2 separate regions of the Homo sapiens genome follow, and region 1 is linked to region 2. The links are chromatin loops, found by intact Hi-C in ENCODE. Cell type or tissue: OCI-LY7. All regions are shown on one strand. Each heading gives the region's core, and the rest is flanking DNA. Links, peaks and the distances in the headings are about the cores only.

Region 1 (5,384 bases), core at 177-5,176, 910 kb before region 2:
AATGGTGCTGGGACAACTGGATGCCCACGTGTAAAATAGTAATGTTGATCTCTTCCTCATATCATATTCAAAAATTAAGTCAAAATGGATCAAAGACCTAAATGTAAGAGATAAACTATAAAACTCTTAGAGGAAAACCTAGCCATGAATGTTCATGACCTTAGATTAGACAACAGTTTTGTATGACACCAAAAGCACAAACAACAAAAGAAAAAAATACACTAGACACATCAAGATTAAAAAGTTTTTTTAGCTGGGCATAGTGGCATGCGCCTGTAGTCCCAGCTACTCAGAAGGCTAAGGTGGGAGGATTGCTTGAGGCCAGGAGAGTCCAGGGGTTTGAGGCTGCAGTGTGCTATGATTGTGCCTATGAATAGCCACTGCACTCCAGCCTGGGCAACATAGTGAGACCCATCTCTTTTAAAAAAAAAAAAACTCCTTTGTACATCAAAGGACACCATCAAGAAAGTGAAAAGACAACCCACAGAATGGGAGAAAATATTTGCAAATCATAAATCACTTTTATGATGAGGGATTTGTATCCAAATCAGTAAAGAACACTTTCAACTCAGAAATAAAAAGACAACCCAGTCAAAAAATAATCTGAATACACATTTTTCCACAGAAGATATAAAAGAGCAGATAAGCACATGAAAAGATGCTCAACATCATAGCCATCAAGGAAATACAAGTCAAGATGATAATGAAATACCACTTCACATCCACCAGGATGGCTATGATTGAAAAGGCACATAATAACAAGTGTTAGTGAGAATGTGGAGAAATCGGAACACTCATACACTGCTGGTGGGGATAAAAAAATGGTACACTCGATTTGTTTTCAAAACTAGCAGTTCCTCAGAAGGTAAAACATAGAATTACCATATGACCCAGCATTTCCACCTCTAGTATTAACTCCCCCGGGAATTAAAACATACGTGCACACGAAAACTTGTACACAAATGTTCATAGCAGCTTTATTGATAATAGCTAAAAAAACAAACAACTAAAGTGTCCATCAACTGATGAATGGTTACATGAAATGTGGTATCTGCATACCATGGAGTATTATTTGACAACAGAAAGAAATGAAAATGAAGTGCTGATATATTACAGCATGGACGAACCTTTAAAATGTTATGCTAAGTGAAAGAAGCCAGTCACAAAAGACCACACATTGTATGATTCCATTTATTTTTATTTTATTTATTTATTGATAGGGTCACGCTCTTTCACCTAGGCTGGAGTGCAGTGGCATGGTCATGGCTCACTGCAGCCTTGACCTCCTCCCAGACTCAAGCAATCCTCCCACCTCAGCGACCCTAGTAGCTGGGACTATAGGCACGCACCACCGTGCCCAGCTAATTTTTTCTGGGTATTTTTGGTAGAGATGGGGTTTTGCCATGTGGCCCAGGCTGGTCTCAAACCCCTGGCCTCAAGCTATCCTCCTGCCTCAGCCTTCCGAAGTGCTGGGATTACAGGTATGAGCCACTGCGCCCAGCTAGTTTGTAATCTCTAACTATAAAATCTGTAATAGTTTAGCCATTTGTCAGCTTTGTACTAGGAAATAATTATACTTGTCACTTTAAGTTTCAGAACCCAAGAACTAACCAATCTTGTTTTCATTAATGTCATCCTATAAATATTCTGTGAGTGTTTAAGCAGAGATAATATTTCACTTGTTCGACTGTCTCTGTGTAGCAACTCCACTTACTAGATTTTTGACCTTGAACTAATGACATAACACAGTCATGCCTCAGTTTCCCTATCTATAATATGAAGATAATAATACTCTCTACCCCATACAGTTGTTATAAGCAGCAACCAATTAAGCAAATATATAAAAATTGCTTTGAACTCTTATGGGACATATAGCAAATTACCATCACCACTTAACATCAATCATTATAGAAAAAACTAAAATTGCCTTTAATAGAGTGGATCAAAACATAATATGAATATATTTCTTCCACATCCATGAGGATGCAACAGAATATATTAATTTTAGTTTTACAGAAACATTACTGTTTTCTCATACTACATGTGAAATTATATACCCAGCATAATACTGAAAAAAAAAATCCAAAGAGTTTTCCCCTGCTTAGTTTGACTCTATGCAGATGTAAAGTTAGAGGCTATTTATCAAAGACAGAAATTTCAGCACAAGCATACAGGACACCTTTAAATTGATTAAGTAATTTAGTTAGTATTTCCAGACAGAATCTACTTATTTTCATTCTAATAAAACTAATTAAGGTATTTGACTGCCACTGGAAAATGTCAATTACAACCTATTTGAAATAATGAGGTCTTGAGGGCACCAAAAAACCAAAATAATTTATCCGATAATACTCTGAAAAACTTCTCTCATGAATAAAGGATGACACTCATTGAACTATTCACTATCAAGGACTATTGTCAAGTTTATAGAGACTGAGGTGAATCAAAATGTTTTCTTACTGTATTTTTTGTGTATATGTTTCTGTATTATGTGAAACTTAGCATGATTAGCTAAGTTTAAAATATTCCTGTATTTTATTCCATAACCTAGGAAGGCATACAATTCAGTAAAATATTCACTCTAATTTATTCTGAGAAAAAGCTCTCCCTAATTTAGATACAGGCTTACCACCACTTGCCTTTCCCATACTTTTTATAATTTATGTATTGACCGTTTATACACAGGGATAGTGGGGACCTTCTTGGCATCTCGAAACCTGATGGCAGTTTCCAGGACAATAATAATTTATAAAATGTTATGACTTATACACAGTTTCATATTTACCATCCCATTTGGTCCTCACAATTCTACAGAGGAGGCATGGCATTATCACCAGGGCTTCAATGCAGAAGTCTGCAGGTTGTATGCAAACAACTCCAGGAGGTGCTATTTAAATTGTAGTAGCTATAAATGTTTATACTTGTTATTACCATTTCCCAGCAGATGGCAGTATGATGGCTTCAAGAAGGAGACCTGATTTTTGTTTTGTTTTGTTTTTTCCATAGTTCCAACAAAGGCATGGCAGAGACAAATGGTGGGGCTAATTTATTACCTTCCCCTTTTGAATGAGCCTCAGAGAAGCAAAACAATTCACTCAACATTCCTGATAATTAAGGCAGAGGTGAGGACTAAGATCTGATTTTTTTTTATCTTGCCCAAATTCCTATCTAAGGGGTCTGGGGAGTTCATGCCCTACAAACCATAAATTCTCATCGGATGCGTTTTATTTAACCCTGTATATCAAGAGTTACTTTCCAATCTGATACTGGCAAAGAAAGAAAACCAAAATATATTTCCTTGCCATACCTTGAAATTGCCCTGCAAAGTCTCTTGTGGGAAAAATCCACATTCTGTAGAGAATCCCCTTTCCCCGCTTTGTTTTCCTTCCTTCCTTTCCAGATCCAGGAGATAATCAGCTAAGAGCCAGGCACCCTTCTAAGTGCAATAAGAAACATTTTACAACCTGCTCTCTCTGAAGTCAGCTATCTGAGAGCTTCCTCTGCACAATAAAACTTGGTCTCCACAATCCTTTATCTTAACCTGAACATTTTCTTTCCATTGATCCCACGCCTTCAGACAAACTCAACCAATTGTCAACCAGAAAATGTTTAAATTTACCTATAGCCTGGAAGCCCCCGCTGTGAGCTGTCCCACCTTTCTGAACCAAACCAATGTATTTCTTTCTTTTTTCTTTTTTTTGAGACAGAGTCTTGATCTGTCGCAGGCTGGAGTGCAGTGGCGCGATCTCGGCTCACTGCAACCTCCGCCTCCTGGGTTCAAGTGATTCTCCTGCCTCAGCCTCCCAAGTAGCTGGGACTACAGGCATGCATCACCATGCCCAGCTAATTTTTGTATTTTTTTTAGTAGAGATGGGGTTTCACCATGTTGGCCAGGATGGTCTCAATCTCTTGACTTCATGATCCACCCACCTTGGCCTCCCAAAGTGTTGGGATTACAGGCGTGAGCCACCGCACCCGGCCCAATGTATTTCTTAAATGTATTTAATTGATGTCTCATGCCTCCCTAAAATATATAAAACCAAGCTGTACCCCGACCACCTTGGGCATATGTTCTCAGGACCTCCTGAGGGCTATGTCACAGGCCATGGTCACTCATACTTGGCTCAGAATAAATCTCTTAAAATATTTTACAGAGTTTGACTTGCTTCGTCGACAGAGGCATTTTTTTTTCCTGGAACCAGGTTAAATAAATACCTATGGATGGGAAAACATAAATCATGGGCATACATTGAGCCTTGTAGGAGAAGAAAAGGCCGAAAGGGTATATGGACTAGGTATACTGTTTTCAAAGGAGTTCTTTAAAAACAAATTAATGTATTTATTTTAACTGACAAAAATTGTACATATTTATCATGTACAACATGATGTTTTGAAATATGTAGGCAAAGTGGAAATTGAGCTAATTATGACATGCATGACCTGACATACTTATCATGTTTGTGGTGATGTAACTGAGCCTATATTATCAAAATCATTAAACGTTTGTTTTTTACTTATTTTCCTTTCTCTTTGTCCTTTTCTTCCTCCATGCATGACTGCTTGCACGTAGTCATTCGGTAGACGGTAGTCACTAATAATTGATTAACTTTGCATCCTAACCCTGGCAGCCAGTAAGATTAATGAACTTGTTTTCCTTTCAAAGAACAATGATCCTTAGGTCATGCAGACCTCCTTGATGGCATCCAGAAGTCTGATTGAGCTGCGGGACACAAACAACTTTGATCATTGGGGGATTTCATTCTCCTGCACAGCTGCCTTACTCACAAAAACCCCCAGTTACGTTCAAAGGCAGGTAGGATTTGACCGATTGCCTCTCCCACAATGTCATTTTTGGAAAAATGAATACACCTTTCTCTGCTGCTAAGCACTGATGTGTCAGTATTTGGCTTACTGCCCATCCAACACGTGGACCTACATTTAGGGGTTCTACAACACTGAGAACACTTAAAATCTACTCTTTTATTTTCAATACAATACATTGTTATTAACTACAGTCACTGTGTTGTACTATAGATCTCTTGAACTTACTCCATCAAAGGGGTACTTGATCAGAAGGAAGAAAACCTGAACTGCTGCATATCACCTGGTTCAGGGAGTTACAGCCTTGCCTGTGCCCCTCTACACTGTCATGAGCTGTTAGCTAAGCACAGCTGTTGGATTAGAGGCACAAGGCGGCCTCTCCCATGCAGTGTTTTGGATCCAGGCCAGGAGAAATCCTAAGAGATAAAGGAACTATGAAAATACAAACTGTCAGGGATAGCATTAGGAGATATACCTAATGTAAATAACGAGTTAATGGGTGCAGCACACCAACATGGCACATGTATACATATGTAACAAACCTGCACATTGTGCACATGTAC
Region 2 (5,384 bases), core at 130-5,129:
ACTAAAACTACAAAAAAATAGCTGGGCGTAGTGGTGCACACCTCTGGTCCCAGCTACTGGGGAGGCCGAGGTGGGAGGATCACTTGAGCCCAGGAGGTGGAGATTGCAGTAAGCTTGAGATCGTGCCACTGCACTCTACCCTGGGTGACAGAGCGAGACCGTGTCTCAAAAAAAAAAAACTTTAAAATTTTACAATCAGGCCAGGTGCAGTGGCTCATGCCTGGAGTTCCAGCACTTTGAGAGGCCAAGGCAAAAAGATCGCTTGAGTCCAGTTCAAGACTAGCCTGGGCAAAATAGTGACATGCTGTCTCAACAAAAGAACAATTAAAAAGTTAGCTAGGGGCCGGGCACGGTGGCTCATGCCTGTAATCCCAGCACTTTGGGAGGCCGAGGTGAGCAGATCACCTGAGGTCAGGAGTTCGAGACCATCCTGGTCAACATGGTGAAACCGCATCTCTACTAAAAATACAAAAAATAGCTGGCCGTGGTGGTGTGCAGTTGTAATCCCAGCTACTCAGGAGGCTGAGGCAGGAGAATCGCTTGAGCCCGGGAGGCAGAGGTTGCAGTGAGCCGAGATCATGCCATTGCACTCCAGCCTGGGCCACAAGAGCAAAACTCTGTCTCAAAAAAAAAAAAAAAAAGCTAGAGGTCGGACGCGGTGGCTTATGCCTGGAATCCCAACACTTTGGGAGGTTGAGGCCGGTGGATCACCTGAGTTCAGGAGTTCGAGACCAGCCTGGCCAATATGTCAAAACCCCTTCTCTACTAAAAGTACAAAAATTAGCTGGGCGAGGTGGCAGACGCCTGTAATCCCAGCTACTTGGGAGGCCGAGGCTGGAGAATCACTTGAATCCAGGAGGCAGAGGTTGCAGTGAGCCAAGAATGTGCCACTACACTCCAGCCTGAGCGACAAGAGTGAAACTCTAAATAAATAAAGTTAGCCAGGTGTGGTAGCGTGCACCTGTAGTCCCAACTGCTGGGGAGGCTGAGATGGGAGGATTGCTTGAGCCCCAGAGATCAGGGCTGCAGTGAACACTGATTGGGCTGCTGCACTTCAGACTGGGCGACAGAGCTACATCCTGTCTCTAGAAAACCAACAAACAAAAAACCAGAAATGTATGGCTGTGATGGACAAAAATGCTTATGTGCTTAAACCATCTGCCCCCTTTTTGTTTTGAGATAGGGTCTCGCTGTGTTGCCCAGGCTGGAGTGCAGTGGTGGGATCAGAGTTCACTGCATCCTTGACCTCCCTGGCTCAAGGGATCCCCCCTCCTCATCCTCCTGAGTAGCTGGGACTACAAGTGTGTACCACCAGACCTGGCTAATTATGTTTTTTATTTTGTATAGAGACAAGGTCTCACTTTGTTGCCCAGGCTGGTCATGAACTCCTGAGCGCAAGTGATCTGCCCACCTCAGCCTTCCAAGGTGCTAGGTAGGATTACAGACATGAGCCCCCGTGCCTGGCCCTGTCTGCACTTTTTTTTTTTTTTTTTTTTTTTTTTTGGAGATGGAGTTTCACTCCTGTTGCCCAGGCTGGAGTGCAATGGCACAATCTCGGCTCGCTGCAACCTCTGCCTCCCGGGTTCAAGCGATTCTCCTGCCTCAGCCTCCTGAGTAGCTGGGATTACAGGTGTGTGCCACCACACCTGGCTAATTTTTGTATTTTTAGTAGAGACGGGGTTTCACCGTGTTGGTCAGCCTGGTCTCAAGCTCCTGACCTTGTGATCCACCCACCTCGGCCTCCCAAAGTGCTAGGATTACAGGCCACCACATCCAGCCGTTTTCTTTTTTCTTTCTTTTTTTTTTCTGAGGCAGAGTCTCACTCTGTTGCCCAGGCTGGAATGCAGTGGTGCAATCTCAGCTCACTGCAACCTCTGCCTCCCGGGTTCAAGTGATTCTCCTGCCTGAGCTTCCCAAGTAGCTGGGATTTCAGGCGCCTGCCACCACACCCGGCTAATTTTTGTACTGTTAGTAGAGACGGGGTTTTGCCATGTTGGCAAAAAAAAAAAAGAAAAAAAAAGAAGGGAGGACATGCATAACATCTAACCTCTCGTGCTTCCACATTTGAGCAAAGGACAGTGATAGGGCAGTGACATCTAGTGGTCTGTCTGTGGAAGAGCCTCCCTGGGCTCCTCTTGCGTGTGAGTCACCTTAATAGCTTTCAAAGTTGTGGTTTATAGACTTCACGATATGTCCAGAGTGGAGGTTCCATTGTTTATTATTTGTGGTTTTTGCATATTGTTCTGTAAACTTGGGACAGGAAAGTTCTGAAATGCAGTGCTTTAAAGCATTGCCCAAGAAACTCAATACTGTCCAAGAAGTCATCCACCCCTCTTTTTATATAAAACCATATCAGTAATCATGTTCATTTCTATTCAATTTTGTTACAAAATTAATTTTTAAGAAAATTTAAGCAATGAAAACACAATATACACAGTCAGTGTTCACATCTTTAGGTATTCTCGTGCTAATGCTTGAGATTGTTCATACGTTTAATGTTGATATATGCATCATACATACATGATGATATACATGCTGTGAAAACCACTGCTACGAGTATTGAGACTTCTGGTTTGCAAACTAGATCTCATCTTTCTAGACTGAAAGGTTATGATCTCAACTTTTCGTATAAGTACATCTTGATAGCTCATAAAAAGCAAATTATCAATGAAAACCAACAAGAGTTCTTAATATATGTTTTGTTATAAGGAGAATTTTATTCCCGCTTTTTAATTAATTTCTGCATTTTTCTTTCAGTGATTCCGTATAGGTCAGTGATCATCCCAATCAAAAAGCTGAGCAATGCAATAATCACATCAAACCCTTGGATCTGTGTATCAGGAGAGCTGGGAGACACAGGAGTAATGCAGATTCCCAAAAACCTCCTCGAAATGACCTTTGAGGTAGGTTCAGCTAATACCTTTCCTAGAAGAATGTATCACGTGTAGTTTTACAGATGATTCTGTCTGGCTTTTTCATTTTTCCTTGAATCAAATAAAATAGAGGAACACTCAAAGCGTGCAGGATCATTTTTGTGATTATATGTCTAAAGTTGTCTTAAGCAGCTTATATACTAATTTGTTTTGCATTTTCATTGTTAAGCTCTATTTTTCACTTGTAATGATGTGCTTTGGGGCTTTCTAGGTCTTCTCCTACTATTTTCAGGGTCTAGCACAGATTCTAGCAAGCAGGAAATATTCAAATAAATGTTTTCCCCGCGGTGGTTCTCCTCCCTACTGTAAAATGTTTTCTGCCCAAACCTGGTCATCCTTTGGCAAAAGGACAGGAGAGCTGATATTCATGCTTATGGATTTTTTTTTTTTTTTTTTTGAGACGGAATCTTGCTCTTTCGCCCAGGCTGTGCAGTGGTGTGATCTTCACTCGTTGCAACCTCCACCTCCTGGGTTCAAGCATCTGCTTACTGGTTTTAGACCACATGGTGACATTTATAGAATGATTCTATAAAAATGCCTTTTGGCCAGGCGCAGTGACTCATGCCTATAATCTCAACACTTTGGGAGACCAAGGTGAGCAGATTGCTTGAGCCCAGGAGTTTGAGACGACCAGCCTGGGCAACATGGTGAGACTCCATCTCTACAAAAAATACAAAAATTAGCTGGGCATGGTGGCATGCACCTGTAGTCTGGGTACTTGCAAGGCTGAGGTCACTTGAGCCCAGGAGACAGAGGTTGCAGTGAGCCAGGATTGTGCCACTGCACTCCAGCCTGGGTGACAGAGTGAGACTGTGTCTCAAAAAACAAAACAAAACAAACAGCCACCTTTTAATATTGTAGTCAATTTTCAGTCTTACTTGGTGAAATAGTTCCATGGGGTTAAGCCTGTACACAGGTTGATCTTGGTGGAGGAAGAGGACAAATAATTGTTGTGTTTGAGGAAGGAAATGGTACGAACTGAATGTCCCATTCTCATGTTCCTTGGGGTCTCGAAATAGCAGTTTCCACTTAGAGTCATGATGCCCTCCCGCCCCCAGGAGCCCAGTTTGGCCTTATCCATGCAGTAGACTCAAAGCCACCTGTATATAAAATATTAAAACCCTTGGCTTTTCTTCATCTAACAATAATGAAAGTACATTAAAACCCCCATCATTGCCATTTCTAAGCTGTCTCTCTCATGTCTACCTACTTCTTTCCATCTCTGCTGCACAACTAATTCAAGATGCCATCATCCCTAAGTTAGAGCATGGTGATGCCTTCTCACTGAGATACAAAGAATAAAGTGCTTTAAGAACTCGTAGCTCTGGCCGGGCCAGTGGCTCACGCCTGTAATCCCAGCACTTTGGGAGGCCGAGGCAGGCGGATCACCTGAGGTCGGGAGTCTGAGGCCAGCCTGACCAAAATGAAGAAACCCCCTCTCTACTAAAAACACAAAAATTAGCCGGGCATGGTGGCACATGCCTGTAATCCCAGCTTCTCGGGAGGCTGAGGCAGGAGAATCGCTTGAATCCGGGAGGCGGAGGTTGTGGTGAGCGGAGATTGCACCATTGCACTCCAGCCTGGGCAACGAGAGCGAAACTCTGTCTAAAAAAAAAACAAAAAAAAAAAACTCGTAGCTCTAATGGGTACAAAAAAATAGAGTGAATAAGACCTAGTATTTGCTAGCACAGCAGGGTGACTATAGTCAACAATAATTTAACTGTACATTTTAAAATAACTAAAAGTATAATTGGATTGTCACACAAATGATAAATGTTTGAGGTGACAGACACCCCATTTACCCTGATACAGTTATTAGGCATTGCATGCCTATATCAAAATATCTCAATTAATCCATAAATATACACATCTACTAGGTACCCATAAAAATTAAAAATTAAAATTAACCAAAAAAAAGAACTTACAATTCTGATGTTGTCATCCAGCACATTGTTGGGGTCAGTGATCTTTTCATTATCAGATTTTAGAAGTCAGAATTTAATTAGTATTCATTTTTGCTATTCCTATTATCATTGCTTTATTTTGTACTTGTCCACAAAGGACCAGTGAAGATAACTTATTGATAACTATGCCTTTTAAAAAATAGCTTCAAAGACTTCTAGTATATGAGGTCTGAGGTCAGTTCTGCCTTAGTATCTTATTGGAACAGAAAAATATCAACATCTCATGTACCCTATAAATATATATACCTACTGTGTACCCACAAAAAATTTTCTAAAAAAGAAAAGAATATCAGTGTCAGTGATTTTTAAAATCTATAATTGTTTTCTTGACCTCTTTGTAACAAAATCTAAATAGCATCTTTTTCCTGTTTTTAGAAATTATTCTTACCCTTCAAGGCACAAGTCACTGTCTGTGTTGTTTGTGGGTTCCCCAAGTAGAAGTAACTGTTCCTTCCCCAGCGTTCTTCTAGCACTTTTTACATCTCTA

The links. Hi-C counts contacts between places; a loop is a spot of excess contacts. Peaks named below come from ENCODE experiments on the same cell type or tissue, not always from the same donor. Only the 100,000 strongest peaks of a DNase experiment are listed, where the experiment ranks them.
Region 1: it touches region 2 in a loop (5-fold over the local background); 23 of 110 quality-filtered maps call a loop at or near these places.

What each region holds. Positions count from the first base shown.
Region 1 is chr12:32,309,813-32,315,196 of GRCh38, reverse strand. The region is part of intron 4 of BICD1 (BICD cargo adaptor 1); the gene reads right to left. Among named protein-coding and RNA genes, the nearest start is that of FGD4, 87 kb to the left of the region's middle. In OCI-LY7, for the core only: CTCF peaks have their summits at 2,727 and 2,926 (motif pointing right); a DNase peak (open chromatin) is centred at 2,926.
Region 2 is chr12:31,400,017-31,405,400 of GRCh38, reverse strand. DENND5B (DENN domain containing 5B) reads left to right here. Exons shown (of 21, transcript NM_144973.4): 15 at 2,758-2,903. Among named protein-coding and RNA genes, the nearest start is that of LINC02387, 33 kb to the right of the region's middle. RefSeq lists an enhancer at 151-290. In OCI-LY7, for the core only: a CTCF peak has its summit at 2,106 (motif pointing left); DNase peaks (open chromatin) are centred at 180, 1,020 and 2,080; H3K4me3 peaks cover 52 bases; H3K27ac peaks cover 1,665 bases.